Regions from separate parts of the Homo sapiens genome. Here all the other regions are linked to region 2. The links are chromatin contacts, found by Hi-C or POLR2A ChIA-PET in ENCODE. All regions are on one chromosome and are shown on one strand. Each heading gives the region's core, a stretch centred on a gene start or an enhancer-like site at or near the end of the contact. The rest is flanking DNA. Distances are from core to core; before and after follow the strand shown. Region 1 overlaps MYO1D (myosin ID). Region 2 overlaps MYO1D (myosin ID). Region 3 has its middle 21 kb from the start of SPACA3.

Region 1 (3,713 bases), core at 195-2,694, 290 kb after region 2:
GGGAAAATGATGTAGGTGGTGGGCAGGAATAATTAGTCATTCATATCTCTAATATAACTATCACTTTCATTGTTTAACTTGTGGGAATATTCTTAAATCAACAAACTAAAATAAAGAAATGAATGAATACATATGTACATAAAATTTAATTTAGTTTTAGGAATTACAAATAAGGATGAAGTAATCCTTATTGTAGAGAAATAAGAGATGGCCAAGTGCCCTACAACTGCCAACCTTTGTCAGCTGAAGATAAGTAAATCACACATACACACACACACACACACACACACACATCTTTGACTGGAACTTCTCTATGGATCCAGGGAGATCTAGTCCTATATTTGAACTGAATTTCCATGGACAGATCTAAATTCAAACTACCAAATTCAAACTCGTCCATACTAGGGACTGGGGGGAAAAGTTTTTTCAGGGAAAAACTCCTTTTACTTATAAGCATAGGATTTTTGTTCAAAAAGTGAAAGAAAGAGACAAAATATGAATGCAGGGATTAGGTTGTGGACATCCTTTGGGGGTGATGGTGGGGCATAATTCTGCCAACCACAGGCAGCATTTTAAAATTAGTGGTTTTTAGGAAACAATAGGTGCTGGAGAGGATGTGGAGAAATAGGAACACTTTTACACTGTTGATGGGACTGTAAACTAGTTCAACCATTGTGGAAGTCAGTGTGGCCATTCCTCAGGGATCTAGAACTAGAAATACCATTTGACCCAGCCATCCCATTACTGGGTATATACCAAAAGGATTATAAATCATGCTGCTATAAAGACACATGCACACATATGTTTATTGTGGCACTATTCACAATAGCAAAGACTTGGAACCAACCCAAATGTCCAACAATGATAGACTGGATTAAGAAAATGTGGCACATATACATCATGGAATACCATGCAGCCATAAAAAAGGATGAGTTCATGTCCTTTGTAGGGACATGGATGAAGCTGGAAACCATCATTCTCAGCAAACTATCGCAAGGACAGAAAACCAAACACCGCATGTTCTCACTCATAGGTGGGAATTGAACAATGAGAACACTTGGACACAGGAAGGGGAACATCACACACTGGGGCCTGTTGTGGGGTAGGGGGAGGGGGGAGGGATAACGCGTCCAGCGCCGTCCGTCCGTTCGTCTTCCTCCCTCCCGGCCTCTCCCGCCGACCACGGGCAGTGGTGGGGGGCGGGGGGCGCGCGTCCCCGGTCGGCGCGCCGCTTCTTCGGTTCCCGCCTCCTCCCCGTTCACTGCCGGGGCGGCTCGGGACGGGGCCCGGGGAGCGTGGGTGGGAACCGCGGAGGCGGCCGCGCCGAGCCGGGCCCGTGGCCCGCCGGCCCCCGTCCCGGGGGGTGGCCGCGCGGGCCCCGGTGGGGCGGCCACCCGGGGTTCCGGCCCTCGCGCGTCCCTCCTCCTCTTTCCTCCGCACGGGTCGACCAGCAGACCGCGGGTGGCGGGCAGCAGGCGGCGAGGCCCGGGGCGTCCCCGCACCCGGCCGACCTCCGCTCGCGACCGCTCCTCAGTCGGGCCTCCGGGGTCGACCGGCTGCCGCCCGCGGGCGTGAGACTCAGCCGGCGTCTCGCATACCTAATGTAAATGACGAGTTAAGGGGTGCAGCACACCAACATGGCACATGTATACATATGTAACAAACCTGCACGTTGTGCACATGTACCCTAAAACTTAAAGTATAATAAAAATAAATAAATAAAATTAGTGGTTTTAACCATGACTTTTACTTGGTCTGGTAAAATTATCATGGTAAATATTCTTGTTTTATTTCCCACATTCAGGAAGGGGTGATCATGTGACCTAGTTCTGGACAATGAGATGTAAGTTGAGGGTTTCTAGTAAAGTTTTGCTTCCTCAGTATAGGCACCCCTTTTCCTCGTTTTCTTTCTGTCTAGAATGCTGATGAGAGGTTGGAGGTGGAGTAACTATCATATGACCACAAGACAAGCATGAGCACAAAAGTCACAAGCCAAGGATAGACTGAGTGAGCACCCAGGGTCAGGGCACTGATGACACTACGCAGCTACAAGATCAGCCCAACTACTAACCTCTGCAGCATTCATTTTATATACATATATATATAAAATATTTTACAGAGAAGGAAACTGAGGCATAGTGAACTTTGGGTAACTTGCCTAAGGTTACACAACTAGCAAGTGGCTAAGTCTGAATTTCAATCTAGACAACATGCATATAGTGCTTAAAACTGAGTTAAACTTTGCAAATCAAGCCACTGGTTGTTGGTAAGCCCACAGGTTGGTCATATATATCCCCAATTTGGCGAAATACACCTAGGAAAACTGATAATAGTAATATAAGTAATTAAAAATTGAGTGATCAAAGGGAGAGAGGGAATGTAAAGTTATAGTTATAAAAGTAACTACTAGGAAAAAACCTAATTTTAGATGTTCAAATTATCAAAAGGAAAACATAAAGCCAGGCAACACAAACACTGAACATCATGCAAAAACTATTTAAGAAGTACTAGGCTGGGTACGGTGGCTCATGCCTGTAATCCCAGCACTTTGGGAGGCTGAGGCGGGTGGATCAAGAGGTCAGGGGATCGAGACCATCCTGGCTAACATGGTGAAACCCTGTCTCTACTAAAAATATAAAAAATTAGCGGGGCGTGGTGGTGGGCACCTGTAGTCCCGGCTACTCAGGAGGCTGAGGCATGAGAATGGTGTGAACCCGGGAGGTGGAGCTTGCAGTGAGCCGAGATCAGGCCACTGCATTCCAGCCTGGGCGATAGAGCAAGACTCCGTCTCAAAAAAAAAAAAAAAAAAGAAGTACTAAAGGCAGAAAAATTACATAAAGTAAAACAGAACTGAGACCAAACATATCTGTCATGTCAATAAATTGTCATATAAAACCATTAAAAGCAAGACTCTCAGAATGATCACAAAGTAGAATCAAATTATATGCTGAACACAAGAGATTCATTTGGAACAAAACAACCCTGAAAGTTGGTAATAATTCTCCCAAAATTTAACTTATAAATTCAAAGCAACTGCACTCAATAGACTAATAAACTTTCATTTAGGAACTCGAAAAGTTGGCTTTAAAGTTCAATTTTTGCAAAATAAAGAACAGTAAAGAGATATTTGTCCTTTCACACAGCAAAGCATAGCATAATGGGTCAGCTATCCTAGTTATAGTACCCATAAAACTAACAGCTTACTGTTTGTCCAGAGTTTGGGGTTCTGTGCCAGGCACGTCCCCCAAATACTTTACACATAGTATCTCATTTAATCCTCACAACCCTGTTAAGGAGCAAATAATTACCCCTATTTGACAGATGACAAAATTAGGATTGAAGAAGACTGCATTACTGTCTGAGGTCCCCCGGCTTAGTAAGTGATGGCTCAGAATTGACCCAGGACCTCTTTCTTTGGAGCTGGTGCTCTGGTCTAACTTTCCATTTCTAGTAAATAGAAAACAAACCATATACAGAACATTATTATGGCATACTCTCATTATTATTTAATTTGAATGTATGTATGGGTATGCACAATTTCTCTCCCTTGCCTTCTCCCGCTCTTCCTCCCTCCCTCCTCTTATAGTAGCTGGCTGTCCAAATGCTTGCATGTCCTGGAAGGAGACACACTAAACTGCAATGTTTACTTTTGTGGAGTAGAATTCGTGGAGGAGAGGAAAGGGAGGAAATTTCATGTTTTACTTCATTTACTT
Region 2 (3,919 bases), core at 1,011-3,510:
CCGACCTCCTGAGCTCCAGCAGTTCTCCCGCTTCAGCTTCCCAAAGTGCTGGGACTAGAGGCGTGAGCTACCGTGCCCAGCCAAGGCATAGTTATTCTTGACAAGGAGGTAGAATAGGTTTCCAACCATGAAACATCTTCCATGGACCATCTGGAACTGTTTTTCATTTTCTTTCAAGAGAATCCTTCTTACAGTAGAGAGGAAGTTTACAGTTACATAAAATCTCCACTAACATTCCTCCTCCCCAGTCCCAACCTTCTGCCTAAGCAGATAGGAACTAACACCAAGAGCAGCAATTATCAGCCATCCCATACAGTGCTGCTTGGTTTCTCTACAAACACTTTTCGTAAGACCACAGTGGGGTCTTTCCCCGGCCCGCCATCACCAGTGAAGGGGGACAGCACATGCCTCTCGGAACTGCAAGGCAGGATTTGGCCTGGGATCCAACTTTCTGCTTTAAAAATGGCCACATGAACAAGGTCACCATCCAGAGAGGGGACTTCAGAAGAACAAGGAAGGCATGTGAAGCTGTGCCTGGCGCTGCCAAACCCACCCTGCATGCTGGCGAGAGGACTGGTTGATGGCAGCTAACCACAGTAAGGAGGAGTCCATGTGGCTGTCCAAGGAGTGTCCAGCCTGTTGAGGCACTGCCAGGCCCTGTGGACTGTAAGCCAAGGATGTGCTTTCTGTTCTCACTAACTTTAAATTCTAGAGATATCCTGACAGAGGGGCAGAAGCAAGACATTTCCTGCGCTTGTCAAAGCTACATAAAAGTAGCCAGGTTTGGTGGCTCACACCTATAATCCTAGCACTTTGGAAGGCTGAGATGGGAGGATCGCTTGAGCCCAGGAGTTTCAGACCGGCCTGGGCAACATAGTGAGACCCCGTCTATACTAAAAATAAGATAAAAAAAATAGCTGGGTATGGTGGTATGTGCCTGTAGTCCCAGCTACTCAGGAGGCTGAGGTGGGAGGACTGCTTAAGCCCAGGAGATCAAGTCTGTAGTGAGCTGTGACTGTGCTACTGCATTCCAGCCTGGGCAACAAAGAGAGACTCTATAAAAATAAAACAAAACAATAAAAGCTACATAAAAGCAAAACAACTTTTTTTTTTTTTTTTTTGAGGCAGAGTCTTGCTCTGTCGCCCAGGCTAGACTGCAGTGGCACGATCTTGGCTCATTGCAATCTCTGCCTCTCGGGTTCAAGCAATTCTCCTGCCTCAGCCTCCTGAGTAGCTGGAATTACAGGCGCCCGCCACCAGGCCTGGCTAATTTTTGTATTTTTCTTACAGACAGGGTTTCACCATGTTGGCCAGGCTGGTCTCGAACTCCTGACCTTGTGATCCACATACCTCAGCCTCCCAAAGTGCTGGGATTACAGGCGTGAGCCACTGCGCCCGGCTGACTTGATTCTTATGGTGGTAAAATTGGCCCATTTGGGTTCTACCCCACTTAAGGCTTGCCCTCTTCTGCCCCACTGGGCCAGTGGTTTTGGGGAAGAAGGTATCCAGTACCTTGATCAGAGGCGATGTCTAGCCTCCTCTGCCCTTTGGAGAGCTGGTAGCAAGGCACTGAGGAATTACTGCTTTGCAGGTGGGAGAGGGTGAGATGGGTAGGAAGTGCATGGCAGAGCTGGGAAGCTGGCTCCTCAGAACTGGGAAGTTGAAAGAAGCAGAGCCAGCTCTTGAGTAGAACTTAGGGGTGTGTATATGTGTGTGTGCGTATGTGTGTGTGTGTGTATGTGTGTCGGGGGAATTACTGGGAAGGGTAGTGTGTGATGCTGAATATGCCCTCCCACCCCCAAATATCCACATCCTAATCCCTGGAACCTGTGAATGTTACCGTACGTGGCAAAAAGGCCTGCAGATGGGATTATGTAAGGCTGCTGAGATGGGGAGATTATCCTGGATTATCCAGGTGGACCCTAGATACAATCACAAGTATTCTTTTAAAAGAGAGGCAGAGGGAGATCTGACACAGACAGGAGGAGGAGGAGGAGGCAGTGTGATCCTGGAGGCACAGATCAGGGTGAAGCAGTCACAAACCAAGGAGTGCCGGCAGCTCCCAGAGGCCGGAGGGGTGGAGGAGTGGATTCTCCCTGAGAGCCTCCAGAGGGAACAGGCCCTGCCCAACGCCCTCGTTCTGGCCCAGTGAAATGAATGTGGACTGCTGGCCTTAATAACTGTGAGAAAAAAACATGTCTGTGGTTTAAAGCCACCAAATCTGTGGTAATTTGTTACAGCGGCAATAGGAAACTGACATAGATCGGTAGATGGTGTCCTCGGATGAGACTTCTGGTTTACTTCCTGTAGGCATTAGATGGTGGGACTCCTAAGTGAGAAGAACAAGTGTTGCACATCATTACATGCAATGTGCAGGAGCAGTATCAAAATTCTGCATGTGCGCGTGCACACACACACACAGCCCAACCCACCCCTCACTTGGATCTGAATCTGTGTCTGTTGTTAACTAGCTTGTACTTCAACAGGGAGCTGTGAATTGAGCAGGAGGATCATGAGACAAGCTGCCCCAGGTAGTCTGGCAGGGTCTCAGAAGGCATCACAGAACATAGCAGAGGCTATAGCAGGAAGCAGGTGAGGTGTCCCTCCAGAGACGTGAGCTGCCTGGACAGAGAGGAGGGAAGAAACCCACCAGAAAAGGGGCGGGTGGGGAGGGCAGGACCTGTTTTGCAGTTGTAAGTTTCTCCCTTAAGAAGAATACAGAGTAAGGGATGCTAGACCCTTTTCTGTTTCATCTGAAAACACTTTCCACAGGGGTAAACTCTATAATCGTGTGTGTGTGTGTCTCTAATGCAGGGGCAATGAGCTGCTGGGTGTGCTTTGTGGATGTGGCCAGGATGGGCTCAGGGGGTGCTGCTTTCAGGTGGGTGAGACTCACATGGACATATGTGGGTGGGCAGGTGCCTTTTGCTTAAGGAATGGCATCAGGCCCAGGATGCTAATGTGTTTCTATGGGCTGTCTGAGAGAAGACAGGGAAGGGGCACAGGCGGTGAGAGATTTCCCGGATGAGACATGAACACTCCTCTCCACGATCATGGCTGCCTTCCAAGAGGCTCTCCAGGGACAGCGCTCCTCACCGTGGGGGAGGCCCCGTGCTGACTCCCAACGCGTAAACAAACACGGGGAGCCAGGCAGTCTTCCCACTGTACCTGGGCTCCACAACCTCAAAGGCTCCCAGCTGTATCTCCACTTGAACAATAGCGTTTTAAACTCCTTGGTTCATTACCAGTCTGCATCACCTATTCAGCATTCACAAGGTATACAGCACTAGAGGAGGTTTCGTGGAGCTCTGTGGTAAAAGTAGATGGCAGAGTCTCAGTTCTCCAGGGACAATGAGACAAATATAAATTAAAAAACATAGGTGACAGTTATCTAAGGCATGTGACACCAAGGACAGGCAAGGAGCCCGATCTGTGTTCATCGAGCCGCTCCATTACACTCTGTCTGTGGTCTTGGGAAAATCACAGAACCTCTCTAAGCCTTTTTGTCCATCTATAAAATAGGCTTAATACATTTAAAAATGGCTTAGAAGATTTTGAGAATTAAATGAGATAATGTACGTGAAAGCCCTTTAAAACTATAATAATTGCATCTCAACAAATGCTGTAATGTAGAACATAGGGAAATATTTTAAAATTACATGATGAGAAGAGAAAAAATTACAGACTAAGTGCTAGTCTAATTCCAAGAATATAATAATTTCATTGTGGTGCATCAGGACACTCTGGGACAAGAATGAAAGACATCATTCAAGACAAAAGAAAGGCTTAGTGCAGTAGCTCACGCCTGTAATCCCTGCACTTTGGGAGGCCGAGGTGGGAGGATCACTTGAGTCCAGGAGTTTGAGATCAGCCTGGGCTACATGGTGAAACCCCATCACTATATGAAATGCAAAAATCA
Region 3 (3,802 bases), core at 492-2,991, 440 kb after region 2:
TGAAACCATAAAAACCCTAGAAGAAAACTTAGGCAATACCATTCAGGACATAGGGATGGGCAAGGACTTCATAACTAAAACACCAAAAGCAATGGCAACAAAAGCCAAAATAGACAAATGGGATCTAATTAAACTAAAGAGCTTCTGCACAACAAAAGAAACTACCATCAGAGTGAACAGGCAACCTACAGAATGGGAAAAAATGTTTACAATCTACCCATCTGACAAAGGGCTAATATCCAGAATCTACAAAGAACTTAAACAAATTTACAAGAAAAAATCAAACAACCCCAACAAAAAGTGGGTGAAGGATATGAACAGACACTTCTCAAAATAAGACATTTTTGCAGCCAACAGACACATGAAAAAATGCTCGTCATCACTGGTCATCAGAGAAATGCAAATCAAAACCACAATGAGATACCATTTCACACCAGTTAGAATGGTGATCATTAAAAAGTCAGGAAACAACAGGTGCTGGAGAGGATGTGGAGAAATAGGAACACTTTTACACTGTTGTTGGGACTGTAAACTAGTTCAACCATTGTGGAAGACTGTGGCGATTCCTCAAGGATCTTGAACTAGAAATACCAGTTGACCCAGCCATCCCATTACTGGGCATAGACTCAAAGGATTATAAATCATGCTGCTATAAAGACACATGCATACGTATGGTTATTGCAGCACTATTCACAATAGCAAAGACTTGGAACCAACCCAAATGTCCATCAATGATAGACTGGATTAAGCAAATGTGGTACATATACACCATGGAATACTATGCAGCCATAAAAAAGGATGAGTTCATGTCCTTTGTAAGGATATGGATGAAGCTGGAAACCATCATTCTCAGCAAACTATCGCAAGGACAGAAAACCAAACACCGCAGGTTCTCACTCATAGGTGGGAATTGAACAATGAGAACACTTGGACACAGGAAGGGGAACATCACACTCCAGGGCCTGTTGTGGGGTGTTGGGGGTGGGGGCGAAGGGATAGCATTAGGAGATATACCTAATGTAAATGACGAGTTAATGGGTGCAGCACACCAACATGGCACATGTATACATATGTAACAAACCTGCACGTTGTACACACGCACCCTACAACTTAAAGTATATATGTAAAAAAAAGAACAGTGTAAGAGGATATTGAAAACTCCCCTATCCACTCCACACAGCAGGCATCTAGCATGTATCCTCTTAGGGAAGTTCCCATGGGACAGGGAGAGACTGGCTTTGTAAATGCTCCTGTTACAGGTACTGAAGTTAGGAATTTCAAGAAGGAAATGAAACCACTCCTAGAAGATCCCCTCAGTTTAGCAGACCAGCTGTACCAAATCCTAGGACCCAGCTTTTACACCTGGGCTAAAATTATTCTATTATAAATATACTGTTCACAGGAGAAGAAAGGGGAATGATTAGGAGAGCAGTCATGACCATCTGGGACAGGCAACACTCTCCTGGGCAAGGGTTCTTGCCAGCCAAACAAAAATTCCCAAATGTCATTCCCAAATTGGATAATAAAGATCCCAGGGACTGGGCCCAAATGGAGGAATGAATAATTAGAAGAGATCAAAGAGTCCACTCCTAGGGCATAAAATGTCGTAAAGGCATTTGAGATTCAACAAGAAAAAGAGGAAACTCCCTCTGCATTCCTGCAGAGGCTCAGAGATCAGATGAGAAAATATTTTGGATTAAATCTGGAAGAACCAGTGGGCAAGGCCTTTTAAAGGTTAGCTTTGTGACTAAAAGCTGGCCTAGCAGGCCAGGGAGTGCAGCTGCAGGCGTGGGGGTGGCAGGAGCCGCAGAGCCAGAGCAGACAGCCGAGAAAAAGGTGGACAGTGTGAAAGAACCAGTGTGAGTAAACCCCCAATAAGAAACTAATGTCTGTATTATGCAAAAGGAGTCACTGGGGATCCAAGTCTCTGTATAATGCAATACTTAGGAATTATGGGTGTATAGGGATTTATACCCTCATTAAACAAGTATGTGGAAGTTGTGTAGCTTGTCAAAGGATAAACAAAAAGATAATGAGAAAACAGGCCACGGGAGGAAGACCTCCCAGATTAAGACAATTTCAAAGCATTGAAGTAGATACCACAGAAATGCCCTAAGTAGGAAGACTAAAGTATTTACTGGTGATCATAGATCACCTTCCTGGCTGGGTCTTTCCCCTTTCAACAGCCACCACCAGGAATGTGGTCAAAATAATATTAGAACAATTGTACCCTAGATTTGGCCTGGTGGAAAATACTGATTCAGACAATGGGAGCCACTTTTTCTCAAGGTTGTTAAGGGGAATTATGGAAGGTTTACAAATTAGATGGGATTATCACACCCTTTGGCATCCCCCTTCCTCTGGAAAGGTAGAAAGAATGAATCAAACACCCAAAAAGTGTATCATCAAACTAATCTTAGAAACTAAAATGCCTTGGACAAAATGTCTTCCAATAACACTCCTTAGGATTAAGACAGCCCCAAGAAAAGACTTGGGATTGTCTCCCTATGAGTTATTATATGGGCTCCCATATTTGGGCAGAGCTACAGATCTCCCTACTATGGAAACCAAGGATCAATTTTTTTTTGATCAATTCTTAAGATATTATATACTGGCCATATCCTCTACCCTGTTATCCCTTAGGTTAAAAGGACTTCTGACTCAAATTCTGCCTCTTGAGTTTGTGGTTTACCACTTCCAGCCTGGTGACTTGGTGCTGATTAAGACTTGGAAAGAAGACATGCTGCACCCAAGCTGGGAAGGTCCTTATCAAGTGCTCCTGAGCACTGAGACAGCTGTGCAAACAGCTGAATGGGGGTGAACTCAGTATACTTGAGTCAAGTAACTGGTAAAAGATACCCCAGAAGGGAGGGGAAAAAACCCGGTGAAAAGTGCATGGGTCACCTGAGGAACCCTTAAAGTTAACTCTGAGAAAAATCTAAAAAGAAAACATGAGCTGGTCCCATTTCTGGAAGTTAATATGGCTGGGATAGGCTACTATACAAGAAGCAGAAGGTCAAAATGGAAACTGGCAGGGGACTCCTCCCTATCCAATCAGGTTGGTAGTTAATATAACCCAGATGGTAGCACCCCAAACTATAAGATTTAATGCCTGCCAGGTCTTACCTTGTGGGAATTTGGAAAATTAGAGACAGCTCTCCCAGGTGAATAAATATCTTTGCCCTGAGTCAAATGCAGGTTACAGTAGGGCATCACCCTGCCCCAGCTGGGATGATGTATGGTGGACTACCCAATTTGAGGGTTGGGCAGTAAACATGGGGTGGGAAACTCTGAGCTGAAGACCTTTGAGGAATAAACTACCTCTGTCCAAGAGCTCCCCACCAAATAACTGCCAGAATTTAGAATGCAATCCTATACTCATCACCATTGACAATCCAGCTGTTCTAGACCAAGAACCAGAAGTAGCATCCTATGTACATAAGTTAGGGGCAGACATCACAGGGAAAGACCCCTAGGGTGGTTTGTTCTCAAACTAATCAATAACTCAACCTCCCATTTGCCTGGGACTACTGCAACCCCAGACCCTAACAAACACTTTAGTCCACCAAATAATGACCCTAAAAGGGTAAAAATAATTGAGGTAAAGTATTTAAGGCAAATCATAGAAATTGAGACAGTTTACAGGGATGTGAATGTCTGGGTCTAATGGGTCAAATTTTCGGTATAAGCCCTCAAGAAGAGTAATTGCTATGTGTGTGCTGCAGGACAACCTCAGGCAAAAGTGGCTCCGTTTCCCCTAGGATGGGATACCAGTCCTGAAGGAATGCGTTGTATGTTGGCT

Evidence for each region. Hi-C counts contacts between places; a loop is a spot of excess contacts on that map. ChIA-PET counts read pairs that join two places held with the same protein, here RNA polymerase II (POLR2A). Pooled maps may share reads with other maps.
Region 1: a map with no recorded cell type shows a loop between it and region 2 (1.8-fold over the local background). The contact joins two enhancer-like sites. A Hi-C loop is called at or near these places in 17 of 37 single-sample maps with no recorded cell type and 4 of 50 pooled maps. POLR2A ChIA-PET finds 5 or more read pairs at or near these places in 2 of 52 experiments (GM12878 and activated naive CD4-positive, alpha-beta T cell).
Region 3: a loop to region 2 is called in a map with no recorded cell type, with 2.5 times the contacts of the local background. The contact joins two enhancer-like sites. A Hi-C loop is called at or near these places in 4 of 37 single-sample maps with no recorded cell type and 5 of 50 pooled maps. POLR2A ChIA-PET finds 5 or more read pairs at or near these places in 2 of 52 experiments (Panc1 and activated T-cell).

Annotation. Positions count from the first base shown.
Region 1 is chr17:32,821,276-32,824,988 of GRCh38, forward strand. All of the region lies in intron 1 of MYO1D (myosin ID), which reads right to left. Among named protein-coding and RNA genes, the nearest start is that of MYO1D-DT, 54 kb to the right of the region's middle. RefSeq lists silencers at 1,225-1,294, 1,375-1,584. Within about 2 kb of position 1,445, at least 3 of the 41 ENCODE cell types and tissues checked have a DNase peak (open chromatin) inside an H3K27ac peak, as active enhancers do.
Region 2 is chr17:32,526,736-32,530,654 of GRCh38, forward strand. All of the region lies in intron 21 of MYO1D (myosin ID), which reads right to left. Among named protein-coding and RNA genes, the nearest start is that of CDK5R1, 42 kb to the left of the region's middle. Within about 2 kb of position 2,261, at least 2 of the 41 ENCODE cell types and tissues checked have a DNase peak (open chromatin) inside an H3K27ac peak, as active enhancers do.
Region 3 is chr17:32,968,635-32,972,436 of GRCh38, forward strand. No RefSeq gene overlaps it. Among named protein-coding and RNA genes, the nearest start is that of SPACA3, 21 kb to the right of the region's middle. Within about 2 kb of position 1,742, at least 2 of the 41 ENCODE cell types and tissues checked have a DNase peak (open chromatin) inside an H3K27ac peak, as active enhancers do.